Regions from separate parts of the Homo sapiens genome. Here region 2 is linked to region 1. A link is a contact called in ENCODE Hi-C or POLR2A ChIA-PET data. All regions are on one chromosome and are shown on one strand. The core of a region is the stretch at or near the end of the contact, and the rest is flanking DNA. Distances in the headings are between cores, read along the strand shown. Region 1 has its middle 150 kb from the start of MIR223HG. Region 2 has its middle 12 kb from the start of MIR223HG.

What was found. Hi-C counts contacts between places; a loop is a spot of excess contacts on that map. ChIA-PET counts read pairs that join two places held with the same protein, here RNA polymerase II (POLR2A). Pooled maps may share reads with other maps.
Region 2: a map with no recorded cell type shows a loop between it and region 1 (2.1-fold over the local background). The contact joins two enhancer-like sites. A Hi-C loop is called at or near these places in 2 of 37 single-sample maps with no recorded cell type and 7 of 50 pooled maps. POLR2A ChIA-PET finds 5 or more read pairs at or near these places in 1 of 52 experiments (K562).

The regions. Positions count from the first base shown.
Region 1 is chrX:65,863,392-65,870,737 of GRCh38, forward strand. No RefSeq gene overlaps it. Among named protein-coding and RNA genes, the nearest start is that of MIR223HG, 150 kb to the right of the region's middle. Within about 2 kb of position 2,925, at least 2 of the 41 ENCODE cell types and tissues checked have a DNase peak (open chromatin) inside an H3K27ac peak, as active enhancers do.
Region 2 is chrX:65,999,520-66,006,865 of GRCh38, forward strand. No RefSeq gene overlaps it. Among named protein-coding and RNA genes, the nearest start is that of MIR223HG, 12 kb to the right of the region's middle. RefSeq lists a silencer at 6,548-6,842. Within about 2 kb of position 6,097, at least 5 of the 41 ENCODE cell types and tissues checked have a DNase peak (open chromatin) inside an H3K27ac peak, as active enhancers do.

The DNA of each region.
Region 1 (7,346 bases), core at 1,675-4,174:
TTATCATTGTTGAGAATAAGGCGTCTTCACTGGATCTGTGTACCATTGTTCAGTTCAGTCTCATCATCCGTGACGAAGGTGGACTGGGCCCATGGAGAGTTCCCATCAGAGCCGCATTGTCTGGCTAACTGGCCTCCCAGAGTTGGTCCCTGGGAGAGGTGAGATGGGAAATGAAAAATCCATATGTCATGAACTGGTGAGATAAACACTGCAGACAACCTCACCTAGAGACCACGTTGTTGATTGTTTCAGATGCATTTCCATCCTCTTTCTAAACCTCAATTCTGATCATGCCTCTCTCCAGTTCAAAATCCCTCAATAGCTCCTCTTTGTTTACAGGATAAAGCCCAAGCTCCTTTGCTGGGCCCTATTCTGCTTTTCCTGATTTATCTCCTGCCCTTTGCCCCCTTGTATCTTGTATTCCAGCTCCTCACTTTTCTTTGAACATGATGTGCTTGGTTCATGCCTCTTGGCCATTGCTCATAGTAGTTCATCAGCCTGGTATGCCTATCTGCTCCCACCTAGTAAATGCCTAATCATTTGCCACCCAGTTCAATTGTCATGTTAAAGCCCTCCCTGGTACTCCTACATACAAATAGTTTATTCTTCCTCTCCCAACACGGGGTCTTTTTCTTGCTGGGCTTTCTCTTCTTTAGACTCTTGGGGCCCTGATTTTTAAAAATTCATTAAACCTCATAAGCTAGATACTATTATCACCCCCATAACTTGCCCCAAGTCTCACATTGTGTTTAGTGATGGAACCAGGATGCAAACCCCGGCAATCTGTCTCTAGCACTTGTAACTTTCTTTTTTCTTTAGAGAAAGGGTCTTGTTTTGTCACTCGGGCTGGAGTGCAGTGATGTGATCATAGCTCACTGCAACCTGAAACTCCTGGGGTTGAATGATCCTCCTGCCTCAGCATCCTGAGCAGTGGGGATTACAGGTGTGAGCAACTGCACTCAGCTTGCATCCCTGATTTTAAGGTTCCCAAAGCATGGAAAGGGTTGGAACCACTGGTGCCCAGCCCAGGGCTCAGTAAGTTGAGATTATCAGAAAAAGAACCCATGTAGGCATGGATCTGAAATTAGGTAGGTAAGGGTACTGTAATAGATGGAGAATAAAAAGGAGAAAGAGCTAGAGCTCTACTCATGGGCATTGAAAGAGTCCTGAAATATGGAGTGGGGAGAGGCATGGTTTCCACATTCCTATTCATGAACAATGGCTGGCAGCTGGTGCTGATGGAAAGGGGTCCTAAAAACAATTATCTTTCTTCCCAAGTTGGCCTTTCCTTCTACCTAGGTTAGATGGTCCTAGTATGAGTCAAAACAAAGCAAAAATCTCCAGTATCTTCCTCATGTGGGAAGCTGCCAGGGTGCTTAGGGGCAAGCAAAGAAGGAGGATTCTTTCTGCCCTAACTTCTCTGAGGATTTTGGTAAATTTCACTGCATATTATCTGTGAAAATGCTTAATCCCCTGCTTCTTCAAACCCTCCCAAGCTGCCTTTCCTATGATGTTTTTCTACTCACCTGGGCTTTCATTTCTTGGGCTCCTTTGGACAGACCTGTAAGCAGGGAAGTCAGGGTGCAGGAGGTAGGGACAAGCATGGTACTCACCTGGAGATACAGTATGACTGGTTGAGGACCAAAATAGTGGACTGCTGTTTGCCACTCTCACTCCCACTGGAACTCAGACACCCACTGGAACTCAGACTCCCAAATGTGCTCAGGCTCAAGCTCCTGAAGGTGTTCAAGCCTTCATTGACACTCAGCTATGATTGACACTGATGTCTTCATTGAAGATCATAGTATTGGCTGCACTTGCAGTTTTGCTGCCAGTCTCAATTCTGCAGGTGCCCACCCCTTCACTGACGCTCATGTCTGCATTGGTGCTTGCTTCTATGCTGGCATTGTTGATGTTGCTGCTGCTTGTGTTCTCAATGGCTACTATGATTTCACTAGCAATGGAGTTTCCACTAGTATTTATGATCTTAGAGCTGCTTGGGCCACTGACACTCCTGGTATCACTGCAGTTGCTGGTGCTACTGTCACTCTTAGTATGATAACTTCTTATGGCACTACTGCCACTTTGAAAGTGTTTTATGGTCAGCTTAATTTTCTGTGGGAGAATGAGGCCTTTAGGCAGGAACCTGGTAGCTCTCCTGCCACCCCTTTGATGCCTTCCATGTCCTAGCACCCTCCTCTGAGAAGAACATACTTTCCTTTCCACTTTGTTGGAATAACAGTAATAGCTAAGTATTAACGAGCACAAGCTATGTACCAAGTAATTTTCTAATTTATTTCAATCCGTTCGTCAGAGCCTCATTAGAATTGTACAATTGTAATTGTACAATATACAATTATTAGCCTGTTAGGTATGAAATCTAACATACAAAGAAAAGTAACTTTCCCAAGGCCACACAGCTAATAGATAGCAAAAACAGACTTTCAGACCATCTTTTTCAAGGCTTGGGCTTTTAACTACTATAGGCCAAAGGGAGAGAAGAATAAGGAAACACATTGCCTATTTATGGTGTAAAATTATAAAGAATAGCAAAGAAATGATTACTGTAAAAACTAGGATAGTAGTTACCTCTAGTGGGGAAAGATGGAGAGGGAAATAGGGAGGAGCACATGAGGTAATGTTGAGGTGTTGGTATTGTTTTATTTCTTGACCTGGTCGTGGTTATGCAAGTGTTTTGCTTCATAGTTATTTATCAAATGCTACTTGTATGGTTCATGTTCTTTTTCTGTATGTATTCTTTAAATCATATTTTCAAGTTAAGGAAAACCTCAGAATAGTACTGCTCATGTCTGTTTTCTTGCTTTGCTTTTTGTTTCCTGTACTGAAGGTCAATCCAGGGCCTGTTTAGGGCTGTGGTTAACTTCTGAGGTACACCTTAGGCAAGATGATGCCTAAGATGAGAGACACCCAGTCCAAGTCATAAAGCCAGTGAAAGACAAGTTTAGTGGTAGCTTGCCTTACAGTGATCTATGTCTTCAGCCAAGCAGCAGCAGTAGTCATGGTGAGAGAGGGTGCTACAGGGGTGGGGCTTTCCAGAAAAGAATGTTGTTGTGGGTATTTCTGAAGGCTAAAGTCATGCTTTCTGAGCCCATAGAATGGTTCTTAAGGGCCTGAAAACTCTGAGTGTTCAGGGAGGGGGCGGGAAGCAAGTATATTCACTTGATTTTTCTTCACTTGCTTTTCCCCTTTCTTTCCTCCCCAAAAGTATTTGCCCTTTATCCAGTTTATACCCTCTTCATCACACATCTCCTCCTCACACATACTGGCTTAGGAATACAGAACTGCAGACTTAGAAGGAGTCTTAAATTTCAGCTATTCCTCCTATTTTTGAAGAAAAAATTATTTCTTTTAGCAAAATTATATGCACAATATATTAAACAGATAATATATCGATAATATATTGATCATCCCACTCTGGCCTTCATATTCTCAGAAACACATCTTAGGAATAGCAAAACATGTTTAAAAAAAATCACTGTTCTAAGCCACCCTTCACCTCCTAATGGTACATAGGGAAATTTATGCCTAGAGAGTAGAAGGGGGCCTGGCTGAGACCACACAGGATATTAGTGTCAGAACTGAAACTGGAGCCAAAAGTAACTTGAGAACCCCCTTACCAGAAGAGGAACACAGCAGAATTGTCAAAAATATATTTTAAAAACTTATGTACCCTGTGAAAAATGACAAATGATTCCATTGCATACAGCAAAAGTGTAAGAACTACAAAAATTTCAAAATAGTGAAAATGATTAGTATTAAACTTAACCAAAGAGGCTAAAGAGTTATACACTGGCTGGGTGCGGTGGCTCATGCCTGTAATCCCAGCACTTTGGGAGGTCAAGGCAGGTGGATAACTTGAGGTCAGGAGTTTGAGACCAGACTGGCCAACATGGAGAAACCCTGTCTCTTCTAAAAATACAACAACAACAAAATTAACTGGGCATGGTGGTGTGTACCTGTAATTCCAGCGACTCGGGAGGCTGAGCTAGGAGAATTGCTTGAACCCAGGAGGTGGAGGTTGCTGTTGCGGTGAGCCAAGATCTTGCTACTGCACTCCAGCCTGGGTGACAGAGTAAGACTCTGTTTCAAAAAAAAAAAAAAAAAAAAAGAAGACTTATATGCTAAAAACTACAAAACATAGCCTAAAGAAATTAAAGACACACATAAATGGAAAGACATTTTAAGCTCATGGATTGGAAGACTTTAATATTATCGAGACGTCAATACTATAAAATGATCTATAGTATCGATGCAATCATGGTCAATATCTCAATGATGTTTTTTGCAGAAATAGGAAAGTCTATGTGAAAATTTATATGAAATCTCAAGGAATTGCAAATAACCAAAACAATCTTTAAAAAGAACAGCAAAATTGGAGGACTCACACTTCCTGGTTTCAAAACTTACTGCAAAGATACAATAATCAAACAATGTGGTTCTGGTATACGGATAGGCATATATATCAGTGGACTACAACTAAGAATCCAGAAATAAACCCATATATCTTCAATACTGATTTTTGATAAGACTGTCAAAACATGTTAATGGGCAAGCATAGTCTTTTAAACAAATGGTGCCGAGGCAACAACATAGCCACATACAAAAGAATAAATTTGGGGCCCTACCTCAAACCACATACAAAAATTAACTCAAAATAGATCAAAGAACTAAATGTAAAAGCTAAAACTATGAAACTCTTAAAAGAAAATACACGGGTAAATCTTAATGAATTGGGTTTGGCAATAGATTCTTAGATATGACGCAAAAAGCACAAGATTAAAAAGGAAAAAAAGATAAGTTGAATTCAATTAAAATTAAAAACCTTTGTGCCTCAAAGGATACTATCAAGAAAGTGAAAAGACAACCTAAGAGTGGGAGATAATATTTGCAAATAATAAATCTGATAAGGGTCACGTATTTAGAATATATAAAGAACTCTTATAATTCAACACACAACCCAATTAAAAATGGGCAAGTAACTTGAATAGAAATTTCTCCAATGATGACATACAAGTGGTCAATGAACACATGAAAAGATGCTAAACATCACTAATCATTAGGAAATACAAATCAAAACCACAATGACATAACACTTCACACTTACTCTTATTAGGATGGCTATTATAAGAAAATCAGAAAACAACAAGTGTTGTCAGTTATGAGGAGAAATTGGAACTCATGCATTGCTTGTGAGGATTTAAAATTCTACAGCTGCCATGGAAAACAGTATGGTGGTTCCTCAAAAAGCTAAACAGAATTAGTGTATGATCCAGCAATTCCACTTCTAGGTGTAATTCCTAAAGGAATTGAAAGCAGCGACTCAAACTGATATTTGTATACCCATGTTCATAGCAGCATTAATCACAAGAACCAAAAAGTGGAAGCACCCAAATGTCCATCAATAGATAAACAAAATGGGGTATATACTTTCAATTGAATATAATTTAATCTTAAAAACAAAGGAAATTCCAACACATGCTACAACATGGATGAGCCTTCAAGACATTATGCTCAGTGAAATAAGCCAGTCAGGAAAGGACAAATATTATACAATTCCACTTATACGAGATACCTATGGTAGTCAAATTCATAGAGACAGAAAGTAGAATAGTGGTTGCCAGAGGCTGGGGTCAGGAGACAATGGAGAGTTATTGTTTAATGAGTGTGGGTTTTCAGTTTTGGATGATGATAAGTTCTGGAGGTGGATGGTGGTGATGTTTGTACAACAATGTGAATGTACTTAATGCCACTGAACTGTACAATTAAAAATGGTTAAAAGGGCAAATTTTATGTTATTCATATTTTACCAAAGTAACAAAATAAATGACAAACATATTAGAGATAGACAGAAGACACTGGAATCCAGGGTTTGAAGAAAGAACCCTGTTCTGGAATGCAGCAAGGAATCAGAAAATGGAGAAAAGTAGTAAAAGTGGCCTGTCTTAATACTTTAGTTTTGTGAAGCATTGGAACCTACAGTTCTTTCTTGCTCACTGCAGTGATTTTCATGCTGTGCTGCTCAGAAGCTGAGGCTTCTGGTGGCAGGGCAGGGGGGTTGTCTCACAACTGACCTAGCAGCAAAAATGTAAATGGCTGGAGGAATCCATGTAACTCTTTTGGTTGTTTCATCTATTGGTTAAGGGTTTGTTAAAAGATAAAAATTAATCAGCTGCTAAAAATTTTGAAAACCAATGCTCATCACAACAAAATTCATATCATATGTCATTTCAAAACTCAATTTATTAGAGACATAAATGCCCTTGGACACATTCTAATTTTTACAACTCGATTTTAATTAAATGAGATAATGCATGTAAAATACCTCGCACAAGGCTTTGCACATGGGAGATGTTCAGAAAATAAAATAATGATGAATTACTTTATTTTCTTCATTGTGTGCTCTTCCTCAGATCACAAGCTAGCTGAAAGGAGAGAATGGGGCCATTTTTTAATGGGCTATTGCAAAATACATGAAACATAAATGTTCACTTTAAAGTTGAAAATATTTTATCCCAAGTTGCGGTCAATTAATAGGCTCAGAAAAAATATTATGGTTGCTGCATTTATTTATTATTTCAATCAGGAAATATTCATGGAGCACTCGCTATGCATTACGCACTGTGCTATGTCCTGAGCATACAAGTCAGACAGTCCCTGCTGTCAAGTAGATCTTCTCATTTGAAGGAAGCAGACAAGTAAGAAAAAAAATCAGTATAAATGAAAACCTAATATACAATAAAGGTTCCACCAAAAATTAATCGGGACAGAATGGATTATTTAGTAGATAATGTTGGAAAAACTGGCTCACTATATTAAGAAAAATAAAACTGAATCCCTGGCTAACACTACATACAAGGATGGATTCAAAATTGATTAAACATCTAAATATTAAAGATGAAACATGTAAAGTTAGTAAAAATTTGTAAAGTTAATTAAAAAAAATTAGGAAAATGTATTTGTGACCTAGGGACAAAAAAGGATTTCCTTGTTTTTTTTTTTATTTCCAACTTTTATTTTAAGTTCAGGGGTACATGTGCAGGATGTACAGGTTTGTTACATAGGTATATGTGTGCTACAGTAGTTTGCTGTACAGATCAGCCCACACCTAGGTATTAAACCCAGCATCCGTTAGCTATTCTTCCTGATGATCTCCCTCCTCCAACCCCCCACCCTCTGAAATGCCCCAGTGTATGTCATTCCCCACTTGTGTCCATGTGTTCTCATCATTCAGCTCCCACTTATAAGTGAGGACACGCAGTACTTGGTTTTCTGTTTCTGGCGTTAGTTTGCTAAGGATAATGGCTTCCAGCTCTATCCATGTCCCT
Region 2 (7,346 bases), core at 4,847-7,346, 140 kb after region 1:
TACAGTCACTGTACCTAGCCTACTATGTATCATGTCCAGCCAGGCACAAGCTAGTCCCTTTCTCACATGGATTTTTTTTTTATTATTTCCCTGAGCCTCAGCATTCTTATAGGTGTAACAAGGAAGTGAGACTTTTTGGCCTCTAAAAGCTTTTATAACTTGGAGAGATTAGTTGATCTAATCTATGACCCCATCCTCCAGTTAGGAAGCTGAGGTCCTGGAAGACAAAGTGCTTTTATCTCAGGTTGCCCAATGGATAAGTACATTACTTTTTAACTCTATGCCTGATTGACCAAGGTAAAGCTGAAAGAGTCTCATCTGAACTATAACCCAAGTGGGTAAGCCAGTCCCTTGGCACTGCCCAGGAAGAAGATATGGATGGGAGGACTACTCCTTCTTGAATGCAGAGGATAAAAGTTATCTGGGAGCTCTTTTACGGTATGGTTGTGCCTTTGAATATGAGCAAAGCTTCTCCTAGCTGCAGATATTTTCAGGAAGAGCAGAAACTGCACCACAGTGTTTTGGGTAGATAAGGCTTACCCTGGTGGGGAGAGAGGTCCTGGAAGGGGGTGAGCCCAAAATCTATATGCTTTCCTGGGAGGGGACCTGGTGTTTTAAATCCATTTTTAGAATTTTTTTTTTATTGCTGCAAGAACTGGAGAGAGATCAAATCCATTTTCATTTGTTTCCAATAGCCCTTTTTTGCTGCTGCTGCTGCTGCTGCTGCTGCTGCTGTTTGTTCTGTTCCTCCTCCTCCTCCTCTTTCTCGTCCTTTTTTTCCTTCTTCCTTCTCTTTTTCTTCTGGCTTTTGCAACTTAGAATGCACATGGTGGCTAGATACAGTTAAAAACCCAGTTCCATGCTCAGGCTCATCCTAGCACTGGTTCTAATATCTATTCCAGATTGTTGGAGAAGATAGGAGAAAGTGAAGAAGGGAAGAAGAGAAAAAAACAGAGAAGAAAGAAGGAAAAGAAGATAGAGGGACAAGTAGAAGAAGGAAAGGAAAGGAAAAGCAAGGAAAAAGGATAACCTGTCCTCTTTGACTAGTAGGCTCACCAACTCTTCTTTACCATGGAAGGGATTTCAGTAGGACCAAAGGCTTTTCCCATGAAATAGTATTTTATCTTGATAAGAACCTAGCACATTGGTTACCAACCTCCTTAAATTGATTCCCTCAAAAGGAAGAAAGTGTATCTGGAAATCCTCTGAAACTTCCAGAGTCCCCCAAGCCCAGTGCTATTTCTACCAGGGGAGAAAGCAGAGCTCTTTGTATATATGGGTAGGAGCAAAGTAAGATTCTCCTCCCCCTTTCCCCACAACCCGAAGCAGAAGTTTCTCCTGAGATTTCAACCAGTAAAATCACCATATAATAGATTAGGCATCCTGAGAAGTTCTTAATGGAACGAGAGCTCTCACTAATCAAAGCAGGAAAGAACAGGGCCTTGAAGAAATCAGAAATCTAATTAAGGTGGAATTTCAAGAGATCTGACTGAATGTTAAATAAGTTGTAGAAGCCTCATCAAAAGGATTAACTCAGCTGCAGAGACAACGCAGAAGTGCAGGTGGGGATTCTGCATGAAGACTGGAAAAAAAAACAGTGACAAGAACTGAAAGTGGTCATTGTGTTCATGGTGTGTCTAAAGGACAGATAAAAGAAAGAGGTGCCCCTGACCCCTCCTTTCATCCCATCTTAGTTGATGAGGTTTGGGGAAAAGAAGAGTTTGTTAAGCTCATTTAATCTGTTTTGTCTTGTCCATGTTTTCATCAAGCAACTTTCTGATTAATTTGGCTTTTAGAATATATTTTTCCAAGCAAGACAGAGATTGTTATTCAGCCAACATGAGCATTCCCAGCTGTTTTTGGGTTATATTAGCTCTGGAATTAAAACAAAACCAAACAAAAAAGCCTCTCTGTGTTATATCTGCTTTCTGTGAGTTTGACTTGCATGGGTCAGTTCATGGAGTATGATCAGGTCAACTCCAGGTGTCTTCTCAAAACTGAACTGCATGGGTTCTGTAAAACTAAACCGTGTGGTCCATAGTAAGAGGTCTCTGCTTGAGAAGTAAGCCATATCCTTGAAGGGCATTTCTATCTCACTCCTTTTGTTATGCAAAGAAGCTTAGTCCTTTATTTTGCACATGGGGACACTGAAGCCCAGAGAAGCCCAGAGAAGGGAAGAAACTTGTCTAATTTTCCATAGTGGATCAGTGGTAAAGCCAGGATCTAAGTGTAGGTCATAACCTGGTCCTACACAGGCTCTTGTCCTACAACATTCTATGTCTAGATTTTGTAGTCTCTTTCTTGGCCTCTGTGAGAGATGTGTGTGTGTGTGTGTGTGTGTGTGTGTGTGTGTAGGTTTTCATCCACAGTTCCTTTAGGCCTCAGAAGCAGGCCTCAGAAAACAGAATCTCTCTCTGTGAGAGATGTGTGTGTGTGTGTGTGTGTGTAGGTTTTCATCCACAGTTCCTTTAGGCCTCAGAAGCAGGCCTCAGAAAACAGAATCTCTCTCTCTCTGATATTGTCCTGCTCTCCTTTCACTTGTCCAAGGCAGCATTCTAATCTGATTGTGGATCCTAAGACCCTCATTCCAGAGAGGGTCCTGACTCATACCTAGGAGGAAAGAATGCTGTGTAGAGAGGCCAAGAAGAATCTGAATAGATAAACCTTGCTGGCTTCCCTGACCCAGTCTGTTAGTATGATATAATACCCTTTTTATCCAATCACATTTATACATGAGTGTCAATCATGCTTAGGTAATGAAGCCTCCATAAAAACCCAAAAGGACAGAGTTTGGAGAGCTTCTGGATAGCTGAAGATGTGAAGGTTCCTGCAGAGTGGTGTGCCCTGGGAGAGTATGGAAGCTCCACACCACTTCCTCCATACCCCACCATATGCATCTCTTTATCTGTACCCTTTGTAATATTCTCTATAGTAAAACTGTAAATGTGTTTCCCTGAGTTCTGTGAGCCACTCTAGCAAATTAATTGAACTCAAAAAGAGAGTTATGGGTACCCCAGCTTGATACTGCCCAGTCAGAAGTTCTGGAGGCCTGGACTTGGGACTGATGTCTTTGGTGAAGGGAAGTCTTGGGAAATAAGCCCTCAACTTGTGAGACCTGAGGCTATCTTTAGGTAGATGGTGTTGGAATTGAATTAGAGGACACTCAGCTGGTGTCTGCTGCTTTGTGTGTGGGGGAAACTATCCCACACATTTGGCTGCAGAAATCTTCCATGTTGATTGTTGTGTTGATGTGAAAGCAGAGGAAAAAAATGGTTTGGGGTTTTTCCCAAACAACCCTCAATTCAGGATCATGAGTTTTATGAACTCTCTGAAAAGCAATCTTTAAATCAATTGAACTTAACTTCACTAGTAATTCTCTAAAGGGCTGAGGTTTATTTTCAGCTTCGCTTTTTGATATTTACAACAGATTTCCTCCCTCCAGCCCACGCAGCTTTGTCGCCTCTCTGATTTTCATTTCCTCTTCTTCCTTACCTAAGGTGACAGGAATGCAACCCTGGTTGCAATTGTGTTTTTCTCTATTCAAATTTTGTCTCATTATGTCCATAGGAAGAAAACAGAGGTTTAGAAGACATTACTGGCTGGGCGGGGTGGCTAACACCTGTAATCCTAGCACTTTGGGAGGCCGAGGTGGGCAGATCATGAGGTCAGGAGTTCGAGACCAGCGTGGCCAACATGGTGAAATCCCGTCTGTACTAAAAATACAGAAATTAGCCGGCATGGTGGCACACATCTGTAATCCCAGCTACTGGGGAGGCTGAGGCAGGAGAATTGCTTGAACCCAGGAGACAGAGGTTGCAGTTAGCTGAGATTGCACCATGGCACTCCAGCCTGGGCAACAGAGCAAGACTCCACCTCAAAAAAAAAAAAAAAAAAAGAAGACATTACTCATCAACCCGATTGCTGTGCTGGCCTATGTTCACCTCCAAACACATCTTGATTTCAAATGGTTCACTAAAAGCCTACTGTGTTCTAGGTATGGAGCCTAAGAAATGACTCACCCCTGCCATCTGAAGAGATTTTAACTCGGGCAGAATTGGAGTTGTGGACTTAACATGTGTGGAAAGTATCCATAAGTCAAGATGGAGTCAGATTATATAGCACAAATATTAATATTTATTTCAGCAGGCATTTTAGTCAGATTTAACCAACATTTACAGAAAAGCTACTTCATGTTAGAACTTAACCTAGGATCTGGGAATCCAAAAATTATTAAGTTAAAGCCAGTGCCTGGTAGAGCACACTTTGTAACTATGTAAACAGGTATTCTAAATACAATGTAATCAGGCTGTAATTTAGGTGCATACAACGCACAGAAGAATTTGTCTAGGACAATTAAAAGAGGTTTCCCAGAGGAGATGACAATTGAGCTGGGTCTGAAGAAGAAACACAAGGTCTCCTGACAGAATAGATGTGAAGGGAATAGGAAGCTTTCCAGGTCCACAGAGAGGCATGTGTAAAGGCTGGAGGTATACTAGAATATAGGGCATGCAGTAGTCAGAATATAGGATGGGAAGAGAACAGTGAAGACATAGGCTGTGTACAGATTGTGAAAGATCCTGATCACTTAGCTGACAAATTTTGAACTTTAAGCTTAAAACAATGAAGAGCCACTCATCTTTTCTGAGCAGTGCAATAACACCACTAGAGTTGTGTTATTAAAAGATCATCCTGGCAATAAATATCAAACTTTAAGGATAAAAACATTCCTGGATGAAAATGAACATCATTTTCATCTTTTTTTTTCTATATTCTTCTTCATCATTAGGAACAAAATCATTCTCTTCCTCAAATACAAGCACTCTGGGAGCTGACCTCATCACCCTTTATTAATTTAGCTAACAATTGCTAACACTAAGGCCCCTTACTATGTGCCAAACACTGGTGATACAGAAATCAATTTAAACAGAGATACTTTTTCTTGAGGGAACTACAGGCTACTCATGAGAAAAAGGCATGGACAAAAAATATCACACTTTAAGGTCATAAGTGTTATAATCAGAATATTAGTAAAAATATATAATGATGATCAACGATGATTGATATTTCTAACTTGGATTTTCTCCATGGAGATAAGAAACACAGTATTATGACCAAGTTTGTTTGAGGTGTAGGGTCTAGGGCATGAGGACTTAGACATTCAGGGAGATATGTTCAATATTAGATTGAATCTACTGATCTGGAGGTAGGGAAGATAGAAAGAGAGTAAGGAAGTGTGCAGAGACACAACAAAAAGACAAAAGTACAGAGTATTTGGAAACACATTTAATAAAGAACAGGAAAGAAAGAGACGTCGTTAAGAGAACCAAAGAGAATGGTTAGGAAGATAGGTGAATCAGAGGAGTATAGGTAAATTCAACAATTCTCACTGAGCACTATTGGGATCAGGTGTTCTGCTAGGTATCAGGGACACAAATGGAGAAGACAGTCTCTGCAATTGGCTATGATCCTCTGGCATGAATTTGATCTTTACATCTCATCTGAACCATACTTCTGTGGTTCTGGTGATCAAATTCAGTCTGGAGAGGGAGGGTATTCTCTAAACCATTTGATGACAGGTTTTAGGAAAGAAGAAATGGCTGACAGTCACCTGTTGCAGAGACATTGAAGGGAGTGAGGGCTAGTAGAGAGGCTTTTGGTTTTGTTGATTAAGAGTTCATGGTAATTTTGTGACAACAGTTACCAAGGTTAGTGCAGAAATGAGAATAAAGACAAAAAGCTAAATTATGGTAGATTAGGAGGTTAAACAGTGAGGTAATCTATGGAACCTACTTTTTAGAGTGATCTGAAGAATGATGTGGTGGTCACTAGAAAGATTTTTTTTTTAAATTTGGTTAAGATGTGATTATATGTACAGGCTCAGAGATCAACAGATGAGGGACAAAACAGGACAGTGTCTGAGAACAGGCTATTTGGTTGATGATCTTTGTGAGAACAGAGCCAATGGAGTAGTAAGAAGCAAGTGAAGTGGAGTAGTAGATTCCAGTTCTAAAACCCCTTTGCTTAGCTTAGGGGTAAAATGAGAGGTTCCTGAGAGGTTTCAGGCTGCAGCTTGCAGCTCAGAGAAGAATGTTCAGAAGAAAAGTAGGATAAAGGAAGAGGAAGTTGACTTAAACCACAATAGGCCTGGTTCAGATTAGATGGGAGGTTCAACTTCCTGCCAGAGGAGCACCAGTTCATGTGAAGAGAAGTGAGAGAATTTCCTTATTTGTGATCCCCAAAACTTAGATATAATTCTCCTGCTTTGGAGTAAAAATTGATATGTTCCAGCCTGAAGACAGCGAAAGACATTAAAATGGACCTTCCAAGTGGCATGTGGTATGGAAGACAGTAGAAAAATAATTGGTTTGAACTCCAGCTTAGCTGATTAATAAATTACTTGAAGTAAGTCATTTGAGCACTCTGAGATTCAATTTCCTTATCAGTGAAAGATACGACAATTCTCACCTTGTAGAGTTGTTATGAAGATTACATAAGCGGATGTACATAAAGCATCTAGCTTGGGACAGAGTAGCCTTTCTTCAACTGTTGTCTCTCTTCCCCCACTTCCTCTGGTTCCCTAGCCCTATCAACACAGTGTACTGGAGTCTCCAGTCCTGCTGGAGATAATGAGATAATGAGAAGATGGGAAAGTTTGTGTATGCTGGGAATTTATGCCACAATGTCCAAGAACTGATCATCTCCTGGATAGTCAAGGTTGCTAGAGAGACCCATAGAGCTTCTTCCCCTTTTCTGTCGGCCTCCAGTGCCAAGATTTGCAGATAAGCCAGGCAGCTTCTAAGACATCTTTTATCACTAGTGGCTGAGGCAAATGAGCTTAATATATGGTTAGAGGTAGTTCCAGGCTCCAAAATATATCTTTCCTTGTCAGCGATAGATTATATCTACTTTGTACCAATAAGTGCACCAGCAGGTCGCCCTACAAATCCCAAGGGGACTCAGATTCAGGTTCAGGTCCAGTCTCAAAGAAACCTTCATTGAGGGCCACCCATGGAGGTCCAAAACAGGTCAAAAGAAATCCCTAGACAAATGAGAAAATTCATCCCTCACAGTTGTATTATCACTTTGCAGTTTAGAAAGCTTTTTTCACATGTTAGGTGAGTATATATATATATATATATATATATATGTATATATATATATATATATGTATATATATATATAATATAAATAATGTTTATAATATCACTATAAATTATAGTATATAGTGATATATATATTATATATTACATAGTATCACTATGTTATGTACAACAAATAATCATATTCATTATAATAATGAAAAATTAGGTAACTAGTAATATAAATATAGTATAATTAATATTAAT